Regions from separate parts of the Homo sapiens genome. Here region 2 is linked to region 1. A link is a loop called in an ENCODE intact Hi-C map of the cell type or tissue named here. Cell type or tissue: heart left ventricle. All regions are shown on one strand.

Region 1 (8,000 bases):
CCTACACATTGCCCATCTCTGCTTCAAAAGCTGCTACACTAAACACCATGAAAGGCACGTGTAAACCTGGAAGAATAACTGAGCTCATTCAAATGTGTATTGCCCTTAATAGGTCATTATGATGTCAACTCAATAACATTTTGCTAAATGATGCCTCAGTTTATGCTGTGTAGGTACTACTAAAATTAAGCAAGGAAAAACTCTAATCTTACATTCAAAACAATTTTTATTCACCAGAGTGAAACAAGATGCTGGAAGCCTACCATTTACTTTTCTGTATGGAATCTCAAGTGAGGAGTTGAAATTGAAAGCAAACTAACCAAATTGAAACCCACACCAATATCAGTACAACCATCACGCCTCAGCTGTTGCTTCCTTTGGCCCTGAAAAGGAAAACTCCACCTTTCCTGCCTGAGATGAGTGTAGAGTGTGGAATATGAGTTTGCCCACAATGCAGTGAGAAGCTCAGTGCTGGGAGACAACTCAGTATGACCGCATCAGGGTGATGTGTAAAGAAACACTCTATGACCTGACCTTAAACATGAGAATCAAGTATAGAGTTAAATTTCGTAATTAGGAACAAAAAAAAAATTCAACGCCTAATTGTACTATAGTTTATGGGTTTAGGCTCTAAATATTTCCATTTCTTAACAACAATAAAGAGCTGTATTGCCACGAAAGGATGGTGCCAGAGTCTGCATATTTCCTTTAAGTTTGTTCTTCATTTTTTTCCCTATTTTGGGTGACCACTGGGAATTCTACTGCCATAAGTCTGGGTGAAATGTTTCACGACATCCAGAACACTTCATCATGTAGCAGAGCCAAAATCTATTATGGTTTGCAAGTGACTCATATTTCAGTTATGAGAAAGCCCTAACAAAGAACAGTTTGCATTTAAATGTTCTAAATGTCAGGAATGTAATGTTTGGACTATGTAGGTATGCAAGGCCTGATCTCTATGAACAAGGTTTTAAGTATTTATTTGTTTGCGATGTATAATCAACTTTGTTCAAACTTGTGGTAACTCTAATAATAGTTTACTGTCTCATCTTGATGGTATTACTGAAAGTTTGAAATTGCAATGTGAAAAAAATGGGAGAAATCAAACTTTGGAGGAAAGACCTACCAACTCATTCTATGAAAGACTGGCCAGAGCTATATGGGACTTATTAAGGAAAACTAATAGGACCACTACCACCTGCATGAATGAAACATAACTACTAGAAAACACAAGTCTGTTGCAGGCCCAAACTCTACTTAAGTTTCAGAAATTATCATAAAGTAAGTGTATGCATTTGGTGCATTTTTTTCTTTAGAACTAGAAGAAAAAAATGAATAAGCATTATATTTTACTAGAAAATGCGTATTTAAATATTATCATGCATACTAAAGGCCATTTTATTACGTTATTTCACAGGAAACACTTTAGTACAAGAAACATGATATAATGGTAATATTTGATGAAGTAACATACAATATGGGAATTGGAATAATTCTGTTTTTAAGATTATAGGCTATTAAGCATTTTGTCATGTAAAAGTTTATACCTTAAATTTAAATAATATTATATCTATTTAGATATCTGGGCATTTACTTCACATAAAAATATCTAAGTATTCTGGAATATTAGGAATGAAAGAAGCATACACATTTTAGATTCTCTTTGGTTTCATTTTTTAAGGAAAGTAAAATTAATCATAATGAGTTTTAAAACTGAATGTACTTCTCATATAAGCTACATGTATATAACTGTGACCAATTATATTTCTCAAACAAAAGTAATTACATTAATCTCTCACCACTAAAACTCTTCTAACAGTCAGCAGCACATGTTCCTGGGATTTTGATGCATTTCTTACTAAGAAGAAATATGTATGAATAACAGGCAGGCTTGGAGAGTAGCCAGGAGTGACAAGAATGGCTAGAAGCGTGGATAACACATAGTTAACTCCATTCTTAAAACAAAATGCTTTCCATAACTCACTAAATGTGTGGTGACATAATAAAAAGCTAGTTTTGTTGTGCTTTCAATATTGTTCAAGTTAGAACCAAATAAGGATTTATTTTAAGGCAAAGGCAACCATGTGTAACCACTTCAATTTTTCCTGAAATCAATACTGCATAATTTCTGCATTTTAACAAATTCTTAAGGATGCTCAAAAGTAAATGCAGAATAAAACATCAAGTTAAAATATGTGTGGTTGCATAAGAAACTTATGGAAATTTTTATACTATTCTTCAAAACAAACACCCTACAAATGCGTCCTGTAGTATATTTTTCAATAGATGTTAATCTGAATGTGGTAGACACATATCAAAGGGAAATTTTAGTATAAAACAAACAAACAAAAAATGCCACTAAATTTTTTCTTCTCTTTTTTTGCCTAATGTGTACTGGATACTATGAAATAAAGAAGGCTTCTATTCAAACTACTGAAAAATAAAGAAGTGGTTTGATTTCTATTAAAGGTACAAACTACGGTAGACTGAATTATTGGTCCCGTTACCCCTCCCCATAAACAACTTTGCAGTCCCTCCCACTAAAGGTGAGATTTTTCTCCTTGCCTTTTTTGGGCTCTTTCATAATATTTGGATTGGACAATGGGCTATCTATAAAAATAGCACAAGAAGGGGCTTAAAATACACTTATTCTTTTCTACCTCTGCCATGGTCACTAGAACAGTATGTTTCTGCTAGCCCACTACTACCAGAAAGACTAGAGATACTGAGTAGAGGAATCTCAGCTGGAAGGTTTTTAGACTGAAGCCAAGCTTCCTAGTTGAGTCTAGCCTAGAGAAGCCCAACTGCAGTTATCCAGAAATGTGTGAGGATAAAAGTGAATTTTTGTAGGCCTTTGAGATTTTTGTGGCTCTTTATTATGCAACATTATTCTGGCAGTAGCTAACAGATACAAAAGCCAAAACAATGAATTCATTAACTGGTTATTTTACTTTGTTTCCATGTTCTAAATAATTACTGGTCTAACATGAGCAGCACAAAGAAGAGTAAAAAGCTAATGTATATTGATCTGTTGTATGGCTTGTACTGGGAGTTTTATTTCTCTGAATCTATTAATACCTTTTCCTACCCTATATAGCTACACATTCTCACTTACCATGCCATACTGCTATCTGTCAGGGGCAACTCAAAATAATACATATCAAGTTCTTCCTCCCCCTCCAACAATCCAAAGATTAGAGGAGTGGTGGGAATACATGATCCAAGAGGAACGAATCATAGATTGGGGAGAGTTCATCAGATTGTGTTTTTTTAAGAATAGAAAATTTAAACAAACAAAAACAAAACAAAAACACAAAGAACATTGCAAGAACAAAATAATGGCACAAGTACAATAAGAAACAATGCAGCCCCCATGATAACATGGTCGCCATCTTTAGTGGTTTTCTAGAACCTACACGAGACTTGGCTATAGTTCTTTTATGGAATGACTGCAATGTCAAAATAATCACTCTTCCTCATTTCACATTTGCATAGTAGTCTTCACCTTTGCAGACATTTCTATTCTTTGATGCAAAAGACACAAACCTTTGACTCATAGCTATGCTATTCTATTTCAGTTGGTTATTAGTCTATAACAGGGGTCTCCAACCCCTGGGCACAGACCGGTACTGGTTTGTGGCCTGTTAGGAACCCGGCCCATAGCAGCAGGTGAGGGGCGGGCAAGTGAGCGTTACTGCCTGAGCTCTGCCTCCTGTCAGATCAGCTGCGGCATTAGATTCTCAAAGAAGGGTGGACCCTATTGTGAATGGTGCATGCGAAGGATCTAGGTTGCACGCTCTTTATGAGAATCTAATGCCTGATGGCCTGAGGTGGAACACTTTCATCCCAAAACCACCCTCCCACCCAGTATGTGGAAAAATGTCTTTCACCAAACTGGTCCCTGGTACCAAAAAGTTTGGGGACCACTGGTCTATAATAGTTATATGTCCTTATATCTTTTAAACAGCTATCTTAAACTATAAAATTAAAGTCTCTTTCTAGAGTCTTGTGTTGTATTTTTACTTCAAAACAATAACAAATTTAATTTATATGAAACAGCTTTAGCTCACTAATAAACAGTAATGAATAAAATTTTATGTGATATAAATTGTAAAGTATATGTTCTAAAGAAATTCAACTTATCAAAATCAATTTTTTGGAAATGCATTGTTCTTTAATTCTATTTAGACATCCTATTTTTCTAAACTCAGGGCCAGGTGCAGTGGCTCACACCTATAATCCCAGCACTTTGGGAGGCCAAGGTAGGTGGATTACTTGAGGTCAGGAGTTTGAGACCAGCCAGGCCAACATGATGAAACCCTGTCTCTACTAAAAATACAAAAATTAGCCAGGTGTGCACCTGTAATCCCAGCTACTCAGGAGGCTGAGGCAGGAGAATCACTTGAACCCCAGAGGTGGAGGTTGCAGTAAGCCGAGATGGTGCCACTGCACTCAAGCCTGGGCAACAGAGTGAGAATCCGCCTCAAAAAAATCAAAACAAAACAAAACAAAACTCAGAAAGCCTGCTTCTTTTCTAAGTTTCAAACAGTGAAACATTTAGATCAGTTTCAATATAACGCCTAGGGTACAGAAGGCATTTAATGTACATTTATTCAATGATGTAAAAACCAGTTTGTTCATTGCACTAGTACATTTTATTGTTACACACACACGCAAATTAAGAAGGAGGTGAACCAACTATTACAATTACATTGAGTAATGAAAGTCCTAAGAATTATCCCCTGATGATCATCAGAGTTAAAACTAATTAACAGAAGGAAAAATTTTTCAATATGAAAAATAAAGAAATAAATCACAAAATAAATTTTCTTTAATAAGATGTTTCAGCATAAAAGGCTATTTGTTTTCTATTTTTCATTGTCAAAACCAAAGTACCAACATTTTTAGTGGAATAAGAGTATGACAAAAAGCTGGACGAAAAGCTGAATTTTTTTTAAAAATTGACTTTTAAGAAGTCTGAACTACTATGGAAATGTAGAAAGAAAATAATGTGCAAAATCAGATAAAACATCTGTACACTTATGAAAGATTTGAAATTAGACTCCAGAGTAATGGAAAAAGCCATCAATTATAAATACTGACTACAACTAACCATCTCCATGAAATAATACGGTTTGATGATTTTTTTCTACTACTCTCTCACTCTTCCTCAATTTATGACTATATAACTATGATTATCTATAATTTCAAAGTATCCTATGACATCAAGGGATACTTTGATTTTAGTTTTCAAATAAAGGTATGTTCTATGGAAAAAAACTGGAAAAATAAAACAGATGACACTTCATCACTCATTCTGCTTTTTCCAAGATAAAATAAGGCAATTAACTACTTAATATTATCATTGAAACATGCTTTTAAATATGCACACTAAAATTTAATTTAAGGAATCAATATCTGAATTTTGTGTGAGGATGACCAAGAAGTTTCTAAAATTGGCAGGGCGCAGTGGCTCATGCCTGTAATCCCAGCACTTTGGGAGGCCGAGGCAGGTAGATCACCTGAGGTCAGGAATTTGAGACCAGCCTGACCAACATGGTGAAACTCCATCTCTACTAAATATACAAAAAATTAGCCAGGTGTGGTGGCGGGAGCCTGTAGTTCCAGCTACTCAGGAGGCTGAGGCAGAAGAATTGCTTGAACCCGGGAAGCAGAGGTTGCAGTGAGTGGAGATCATGCCATTGCACTCCAGCCTGGGCATCAAGAGCAACACTCCATCTCAAAAAAAAAAAAAATATATATATATATATATATATATGTATATATATATATGTGTGTGTTTCTAAAATTAATTATTCAAAGATCAAATATTGTCATTCCTTAGTAAAAATTATTTTGTTACTGAGTAGTGTTAAATTTACTTATTGAAAAGGAGTATCAAAAAATCCATTAATGAATCCAACAAACATTCATTGATATCTTACTAGAGCTCAGGCCCTTTGCTTGTTGCTTAGGATACAAAATACCCAGGTGTTCACATTTACTGTCTAGTAGAAGCACAGTCACCTAAACCAAAATTACACTACATGTTGCTCTAAGTAAAAAATTACAGAGAGTCTAAAGGAAAAGCACAAGTGATAGAAGACTGGAAATTTAGACTTCATCACAATTTAAACCTTTTTTGCTTTGAAGGACATTATTAAGTGAAAGAAAACCTCACAGAATGGGAGAAAACATTTGCAAGTCATATATCTGAAAGGGACTTATATCCAAAATATATAAAGAACTAATACAATTCAATAATAAAAATAAATAACCCAATTTAAAATGGGAAAAGAATTTGAATATACAATCCTCCAAAGAAAATGTAAGAATAGTTAAACAACACATAAAAAGATGTTAAATTCATTAGTCATTTGAGATATGAAAATTAAAAATACAATATGTCACACATAAAAATGGCTATATTAAAAACAACAGATAATAACAAGTGTTGGTGAGTACATACAAAAATCAAAACACTCATATGTTGTTGGTGAGAATATAAGATGGTGCAACCACTTTGGAAAATACTTTGGCAGTTCCTCAATATGTTAAATATAGCTATCACATGACTTGTAATTCCAGTCATAGGAATTCTACCATAGAGAAATGAAACATGTTTGCACAAAAACTTGTACACAAATGTTCAGAGCAGCATTATTTATAATATTCAAAAGGTGAAAACAACCCAAATGTCCATCAGCTGATGCATGAATACACAAAATGTGATATATTCATACAATGGAATCATATTCAGCAGTAAAAAGAAATAAAGTCATATTAGTACAGTTTATAGTATCCCTCTTATGCTCAATGAAGTATGTCAGTCTGATAGGGCAGTGACAATGATAGACTTTTTCATTCTGGTTATTCCAACAATTTTGTCACATTTTGCTTAATAAAAAGGATTTCCATGGATTTATTTTAATGATCTTAATAGGCTTTTTTATTTAAAGAGGTACCTCTTAAGAGTGGAAATGAGAAGCTGAACTGATTGAGTTGTCAGTCCCTTGTAAATCTCAGAGTCTAGAATTTCATGATATGGTTTAATATCACGTACTGGAAAACCATGTTTCATTGCACTTGCCTTTATCATGCTTCACAGATATTTGCATATTGTTACAAATTAGAAGTTTGTGACATCCCTGCATTGAGCAAGTTTCTATCAGCATTATTTTTCCAGTAGCATGTGCTCCCTTTGTGTCTGTGTCACATTTTGGTAATTCTTACAATACATCAAACTTTTTCATTATTAAGGTGATCTATGATCAGCGATTACTGAGGTTACTATTTTCTTGGGAGAATTACAAGCTGCACCCATATAAGACAGTGAACTGGATGGATAAATATTGTGTGTGTTCAGAGTCCTCTACTGTCCAGCCATTCTTCCATTTCTCACCTTCTCCTAGGGCCTCCCTATTCCTGAGAACAACAATATGGAAACAAGACCTGAAGCACAATATTGAAATAACCCTCCAATGGCCTCTAAGTGTTCATGTGAAAGGAGTAGCTGCACATCTCTTATTTTAAATCAAAAGCTATAAATAATTAAGCTTAGTGAAGTAGATAAGTTGAAAGCCAAGGTAAATCAAAAGCTAGGTCTCTTGTGCCAAATAGCTAGCCAAGTTGTAAATGCAAAGGAAATGATACTGAAGGAAATTAAAAGTGCTGCTCCAGAGAACACACAAAAGATAAGAAAACAAAACAGCCTTATTGCTGACACGAAGAAAACTAACCACAACATTCCCTTAAAGCAAAGCCTAATACAGAGCAAGACCCTAATTCTGCAATTCTTTGAAGGCTGAGAGAGCTGAGGAAGCCACAGAAGAAAAGTTGGAAGCTAGCAGGGCTTGGTTCATAAGGTTTAAGGGAAGAAGGCATCTCCATAACATAAAAGCACAAGGTGAAGCAGCAAATGCTGATGTACAAGCTGCAAGAAGATATCCAGAAGATCTAGCAAAGATAATTGATAAAGGTGGCTTCATTAAAAAACAGAT
Region 2 (8,000 bases), 50 kb after region 1:
TAGTGTTCCATGTGTTGATTATCCTACTACTACTACTGTTACTATGCTGTTACTATTACTGCTAATACTACTACTGCTGCTGCTACTACTATTGCCACCGCAACTGCTACACAACTACTACTTCAAAGAACTAGTGAAACTGGAAAACTTTAGAGAAGAGCTTCTAAATTTGCAAATGTGTAATTAAATTCTTATATATGACCTAACCTATTAAAAAGAGATCGAGACCATCCTGGCTAACACGGTGAAACCCCGTCTCTACTAAAAACACAAAAAATTAGCCGGGCGTGGTGGCGGGCGCCTGTAGTCCCAGCTTCTCCAGAGACTGAGGCAGGAGGAGAATGGCGTGAACCCGGGAGGCGGAGCTTGCAGCTAGCCGAGATCACGCCACTGCACTCCAGCCTGGGCGACAGAGCGAGGCTCCGTCTCAAAAAAAAAAAAAGAGTTGTTTCTTACAATGTGCTCTACGAGACATTTGCATCAGAATCCCTTGAGGGACTTGTTAAAATATGTTTCAAGAACTTTCATGAAATCTTCTGAAAAGTAATATGCATTTTAAATAAATATCCACCTAAGAGAGTCTCATGTACATTAAGTTTTGAGAATTAATCAAACTAAAATATATCAACATATAAAATTAAATATTTTTTGAATTTAAAATTTTGCTTATATTGAATATCCACAAAATAGAAAAGAATAAGAGCCCTTGAAAAAATATGTTGAACGTTCATTTTCTGAAATTCTTGTATTTTCTGTCAGTGATTTTAAAGAATATTTTCTATATTCATTTGATTAAAATCCTGCTTCTATATTCAAACTATTTTTATTCACGATTCATTTCAAAAAGGACTTAAAGTAATATTTTTTAAACTGTCTATCTCATATACACATATACAATTATACAATTATACAATTAACTATACAATTATATTATAGATGTACAATAAAATATTATTTTTTTAAATTTTCCAAACCGATATCTTTATCAGAAACTACTATTAAATTCTTATATATGACCAGGTCAGGATGTGCTATTGCTAAGGATGAATTTTGCTTAGGCTGAAATCTTGGCTCTAGGTCTTCCTAATTGTATGATCCAAAGGGAGTTAACTAATCTTCCCTGAGCCTCAGTTTTCTCATCAGTGAAATGGTAATAACAACGATAACTATTTCATAGCATTATTTTGAGGTTTGAATAAAATAGCATAAATAGCCATTTGTTTTAAATAAATGTTAGTTTTAGTTGTTTTAGAGGTAGTTGCTGTTAATGTTCCATAATTATTAATAATGATGCTATTATTGTTTAATAACTATTACCATAGAAATAATGTTGGAGGCTGGGTGCGGTGGTTCACTCCTATAATCCCAGCACTTTGGGAGGCCGAGGCAGGCGGATCACGAGGTCAGAAGATCGAGACCATCCTGGCTAACACGGTGAAACCCCGTCTCTACTAAAAATACAAAAAAATTAGCCAGGCGTGGTGGCATGAGCCTGTAATCCCAGCTACTCGGGAGGCTGAGGCAGGAGAATCGCTTGAACCCGGGAGGCTGAGGCAGGAGAATCGCTTGAACCCGGGAGGCAGAGGTTGTAATGAGCCAAGATCGTGCCACTGTACTCCAGCCTGGGCGACAGGGCAAGACTCCGTCTCAAAAAAAAGGAGATAATGTTGATAATGTTGTAGAGAGATGAATAATTATATTTCCTGACCAGGATGTAAAAATATGTCATCAAATACAAACATACATCGGGGCATCTTAGGGCAAAGGAAGCTCTTAAGGACAGAGATGGTAACAGCACAGAATGGACCTGTATTCAAACAGGAAGGAAAGGGAAAGCACATCAGGACTGATAAGCAGCCTCAGACCAAGGTACACTAGAGTATCCCTTGGATGAGGCCCAAGGTCCACATGCTTTAAATCAAACGCTATTTAATTACATAGGAATGTAATATTTCATATTCAGTATTTTAAAAACAGAAGAATAAAGGTGGGTATAATTTGCCTGATATTTTTTCTGCACATAGATTAAAAAAAATTCATTTCCAATAGTTTAAAATATGCAGACAAAGCCTTATGAAATGCAAAAACCAAAAGCTCAGACAGGATAAATAATCTCAATTGTGTTGAGATTACAGAAACCAGTTACCGTAATCAGCTGGTGAAACTTTTTCATCACAGCAATCTTTTAGATTTTCTGATAATAGTTTATGTGATGTTTGTCTTCCTATTAGATTGCTAGTCTCTTGAGGGCATGGATAAAAGCTATAAATAGAAGCTATCCTGTTAAAGGTAACTGCTTACCTTTGAACCATGCATATTTGAAATATGTGTATCTGACCTGAACTATGCATATTTAAATCCCCAGTAAGAAACACTGTAGCTCGCATATTGAATACTGGAATGATAGTTGAGGATGGGAAGGTAGTACAAAGGCCAACACATTATCCACAATAAAACATAAGAACAAGGTCCTAGTTAACACTTATCCCTTCTAATTCGGAAATCCTTAGTTATTGTCTAAATGACAGTGTGCAGAACCAAGATCTTAGCAATGTAAATATATACATCCAGGCAAATGGCAGAGAAACAGGTTAATGTCCCTTCTGCTTCCATGTCCATCTTGCATTTCAGAACAAAACCAGAAATCCTAAGGAGGTTTAATTCTCTACTGAAACACCCCAAGAAAATTCTCAAACTTATCTTCATCTAAGAACAGGGATGAAAAGATGTAGTGTCATTTACATAGTTCTCAATGTTATATCCTGGCAATCTTGTCTGATGAATGACAAAACCAGCATCTATGCAAATGAAGAAAATGAGAGAGAAGTGAATGGATACTTATTTTGGGTGAGTATCATGGGTGCATTTTTAAGTTTTGTTTCTCAAAGCTGCTCTGTGAAATAGATTTCACAAAAGAGGCAACTGATACTGTGATACTCTTGGGGAAGACAGCTTCCCCAAGTCATGATTGTACCCAAGTGTGTTTGAATCAAAAGTCCTTACTCTTCCCATGTATTACATAGACTCTCTAAAAGAGTTTTATTTTTCTTCCCAAGTTCCCTAGATTTGAATTCAATAGTCTTTTTATGTTCACCTACTCTTGTAAGGAAAATTTTATATGTAATAACAGTAATCCTTAAAGCAACCTCCATATAATTATATCTGGCTGTGTTTACATAAGTGTTTTAACATATAATGTAGTTACAGTATTGGCTCCATCTTACCTTTTCTTCTACTACTAAATCTACACTAATTATTAGTTATTAACTTGTAGTTAAATATTCTATATTTTCCTTCTCTCAGGGTCATTATTAAAAGCAAATGTTGATTCATTTATTTTTAAGTATTTAATTAGGAGGCAAGTTTAGGTATATCAGTGATCGAAATGTGCCTTTCAAAGTTAATTTAACATCTCATTTAATTCAGTTAATTATAAGTTCAACCCTTAAAAAATAAATTTTCTGTGTTTCCTAAGTATGCTTTTCCTTTTAATGTGATTAATTAATGGTTAATTTAATATGATTCATTGATGTACTTTGGAGTGTGGTTATTACATCCTTCAAAAATACTGTTTGCTTATATTTTCTAGTTTAAAAATTCACTATAATCCAAACAAAAAAGAAAGATCTAGTTATGATATAGATCAGCATTCAAATACTTCGTATTTATATTTATGGCTTTTGCTTTTAATCTCCTTTCTGTGAAATTAGCAGGCTGTGATTTATAACAATTGAAGACCAGTGAAGTGTACTGGAAAGAACTAAAGCCTTGGAACCAAATGAACTCAAATGGCGCTCTACCACAAAACAATATACTGACAATTTCATGATCCTTGATACTCCATCTACAAAATGGAAATACCATTACTTACCTTCTAGAGTTGTTGAGATAATTAAATGATATATTTGTAATGCATATATTAATAAGTATATGATATTTAAGTTGAAAATCAACAATGAGTTCCCGCCTATCACTCTAGTTCTGCCTAATTTTGTTTTCATAGTCATAGTATAATTAAATTTGTTCTAACATATCGCCTCAACATCAGAATAAATACATTAAAAGAGTGGTACCTTGTTTCATTTCCTCTATTAAAATACAACTAAGACCACTTACTCAAAAAAGCACAACCAGAATGGACAGTTTTCAAAGTAATTTTTCTAGTTCCAGAAATAGAGCTCACAAAATGACATTGCTTACAATGATCAGACATTGAACATTTAAAAATTTATCTTTACTAAGTGTTTCAAATATAATATTAAAATGAAAGAAAGGTCTTTTAGAGCCAAACTATGTTCTGAAGTCTCACTTCTGGAATAGTCATTAACAATTCACTTACCCTATCTTTTAACAAAGGTTATATTTTTATTCGTTTCCCTAGGCGGGTGGATTATATTTAGAATATAACTTCAGTATCTGACACTTATCAAAACATAGTGTATAAATTGGAAAATGCTACTCTACCTTTGCATTATATTAAAATTTAAAAATTCTGTAGTTTACTTAAAATAAATAAATGCAAAATCAATGTTTAAAAATTACATCTGCTTCCCTTTGTTAGCTAATAACCCTTCTGTTCTTGGTTATGTCTTGCGGCTCACTAGTCACTCATTTAAAAATTATTTTTCTACCTGATACAGTACAATGAAGAAAATTACCACAGAGTTATTTTTAATGCAGTTCCTTAATAATTTCCTTAAAACCAAGAAACAGAATTTGTAAGATTGGTCTTGATTTCCCTTTATGTGGTATCATTAAAAATGTCATCACAATTTTTGTATGAACAGTAGCTATTTACATGACCAGGAGTTGTTTACATTTTTTTATCATTGCCTTCTGGACCACACAAGAAGTAAATAACTGAATGTAGCATCAACAAAAGTAAATCAAACAGTCTTTTAGGAAAATATGCAGTGCTATGTGTACTGCACATTTTCCTCACAACACTTATTAAGGGATTGGAATTCTCTTTTTTTAACAGATAAAGGTACTGTGGTTCAGAGAAGTTTGGCTTCTCCCTTAAAGTCACACAGCATGAAAAGTTAAGCCAGTATTTGAACAAAACTATTCTGACTTTCAAATATATATTTATTTTAATATTTCACCATGCAGAAAACAGATGTACTCAAGAATAATAAATAGAACTCCTCCAGAAAAAAAAAATGAAATACACATGAAATCCTTTAATGAAGCTTAAAAAATTGACTTTAGGAAACACTGAAGTTATAAAAAATATGTAAATTATAGTTTTATTTCTTCAAATGTTTCCTCCGTGTATTATAAATTATATTATTAACTAATGGAATACATTTACTTAGGCCATTTTTTTCCCAAATAGTATTGGAGGTGTAAGACAGAGGCAAGCTAAGCAGTAAATGGATAATGTGATATATTTAATTTTAGACACTTATAATAAACAGCACTCCGAGAAAATCACCTCTACTCCTACGTTAATACTGCTCAATCACAACACTACCTCAACCCCATCATCAACATCTACCACCAACATTTTTTTTCCAACAAAAATGGATTCTATTAGTATATTTTCTCTTGGTTGCTGAGCAACAAAATTTCTTCATGTAAGTATAAAAATACTGACAAACAAAGAGAAAACTGCTGAGAAGAAAACACAATAATAGACACCTCTATCAGCTACAGCCATCTGTGTTCAGTTTGACCCATGTTTTTGGCAAGCTTCTATTGTCCCTCCCATCCAAAGCTGTCTTGTCCTACAGAGAAAATTCTACTCCCACTTCCTTCATTTTCCAGCAAGACAGGGTCAACTGGTGTTCTAAATCTGCCAGGCTCTGGAATTAGAACACTAAAGATTCATTACTTGTAACTAATTACAACCTCAGTGGATAAATACGTTCCCTATTTTATTATGTGAAGTAATAAAATATTAAGCTGGCGTTGCAACACAGGCTGTTCTGTTCCACATAGCTATACTATACATGAATTGGTATTTTAATGTTTTTAGTGGAAATTTTAAAGTACTATCTTAAAAAAAAGAGACTATGGGTTAACTTTTGTGCAATTAAAGGATTGCCATACAGCTACTGGTGAGGAAAATTCTATGACCATATAATATAATCAATTCAAGTAACATTTAATAACTCTGAATTATGTTTCAAATTTGCCATTAGATAGACATAATCACAATTGGTTTTGGTATTAAAGTAATATATGAAATACATGTCTTGTTTTAAGCAAATCTCCTGAAACTGTCAAACATCTCAAAATTGTTAAAAAATTTGAAATTAACATGACAATAGAATTGAATACATTTTATTATTTTTTAATTTGAAGACAGGAGATCCCTAAAAGGTTAAATGCCATTAGCACCTGATAGGAAGCAATTTCTCAGAATTGTGCAAAGGATTTAGAAGCAGTGTCATGAAAAAAGAAAGGTTATAGCTGTTGGTGGATCCAGGATCTTTGCAAATGGGATTTAGGGACAACAATATGGATGGGATGGGGACAGGTGCATGGGAAGAGGTGAGGGGGCATGTGGGAAAGAGCAAGAATCGGGGTCCAAAGGCTTCATCTTGAAGCCGCATTTGCATAACAAAAAATCTTTCTTTTACTTTAAATTCCATGTTTTTGGGAGATGTCTTTGGGAGGATGCTGATGGAGATGTGAAGATCATGAGGAAGCTGTAGCCTCCTTTTCTCACTCCGAGTTTAAGGACTGGAGTCAACACTGAGTATAGGTTGACTATACTCAGTAAGTAAGAAATTCTAATCTGGGACTCCTCTGCCAACTAAGTGTGTTATATGAGTGGGCCACATAAACCCTATTGTTTCAGTTTATCATTTGAAAATGAGGTGTCAAATGACTGTCCTAGAATTAAAAACCTGAGACTCCCATTCCCATCCTAGAGCTCTGACCTTTACTTGGTATTGATTCCTCACCTTCCTAGCCTTAGGATATTAGTGACTCCACCAGAGGAAAAGTTAGAGTGTATGTGATAGTTATTCTTTTATATTTTTAATATTTGAAAATATATGACATTTTTAAACAGCACCGATGTTTTCAATAGCAAATTTTGTTATCTCACAGGATGATTGTTTCTATTTCTTGAAAAATGGAAACAATCTAAGACACAGATTACTAGAAATTGGTGCTAAGCATTTTAATCACTGCAGCATAGCTTAAAATAAAGTCTCCTTAAGGATTAAGCTACAGTTTTACAGAAAACCTCTCTAGTTAGATTTTTCCTGTGATGTGCTACAGATATGCTAATGTGAAAAAACCCAGTAGGGATATTCTTGCTTTGGTTATAAAATATTAATCCACTTCATGAAATAAAGCTAAACAAAAGCACTTATCAATGGGGAATCTCTTTTGATCCATAAATAAATAATTTGCCAGAACTGCACTTTTACAATTTGCCACAAATCCACACGAAAAGACGTCACATTAAAATGATGTTAAAAATCTGTCATTGAACTAGTGAAGATGCCATTAAGAAAATCATCACTTTAAAATAGGTCTGTTTTGAGCATCTGTGGGACGAATTCTATTAAGTTCCTTGGGTTTAGAAAATCTGTATTTCCTTTGTTTACCCTGTGTTTGTTTAGTATAAGAGCACCATGACTTACATATCTGATCTTGCTTCTCTGCTTGACTTGGCCTTTAGAAAGCTAAACATAAACTCAATGAGTTACCTAAATTACATATATCTGTATGCTAATCTTATATATTTCAGGATTATTTTTAGTAACACTTATTTTTACTACTTAGAGATTCATTTAAATATTGTATCTCTTTGTTGTATATATACTTTTGTAAACTGCTTCAAATCTATTGTAGAATGAAGCCAATGTATAAATAAAAATAAGAGTAAGTATTTTAACCAAAGAACAAAAATGTATATACCATAAAACACTACCCCGAGCAGAAGAAAGCCCATCTTCTTTGTGTATTTGCTTATTTTGAATATTTTATGAAGTAAGAAAATACTTTTCTGTCCAGGAAAACGTTTTAATCATTAGTTA

Evidence for each region. A loop is a pair of places that touch in the nucleus more often than their neighbours do. Peaks named below come from ENCODE experiments on the same cell type or tissue, not always from the same donor. Only the 100,000 strongest peaks of a DNase experiment are listed, where the experiment ranks them.
Region 2: a loop joins it to region 1, with 3 times the contacts of the local background. A loop is called at or near these places in 9 of 110 quality-filtered maps.

Annotation. Positions count from the first base shown.
Region 1 is chr4:125,382,781-125,390,780 of GRCh38, reverse strand. The region is part of intron 2 of FAT4 (FAT atypical cadherin 4); the gene reads right to left. Among named protein-coding and RNA genes, the nearest start is that of FAT4, 72 kb to the right of the region's middle. In heart left ventricle, no CTCF peak of the experiment used is centred here; no DNase peak of the experiment used is centred here; H3K27ac peaks cover 3,416 bases.
Region 2 is chr4:125,332,831-125,340,830 of GRCh38, reverse strand. All of the region lies in intron 2 of FAT4 (FAT atypical cadherin 4), which reads right to left. Among named protein-coding and RNA genes, the nearest start is that of FAT4, 22 kb to the right of the region's middle. In heart left ventricle, no CTCF peak of the experiment used is centred here; no DNase peak of the experiment used is centred here; H3K27ac peaks cover 249 bases.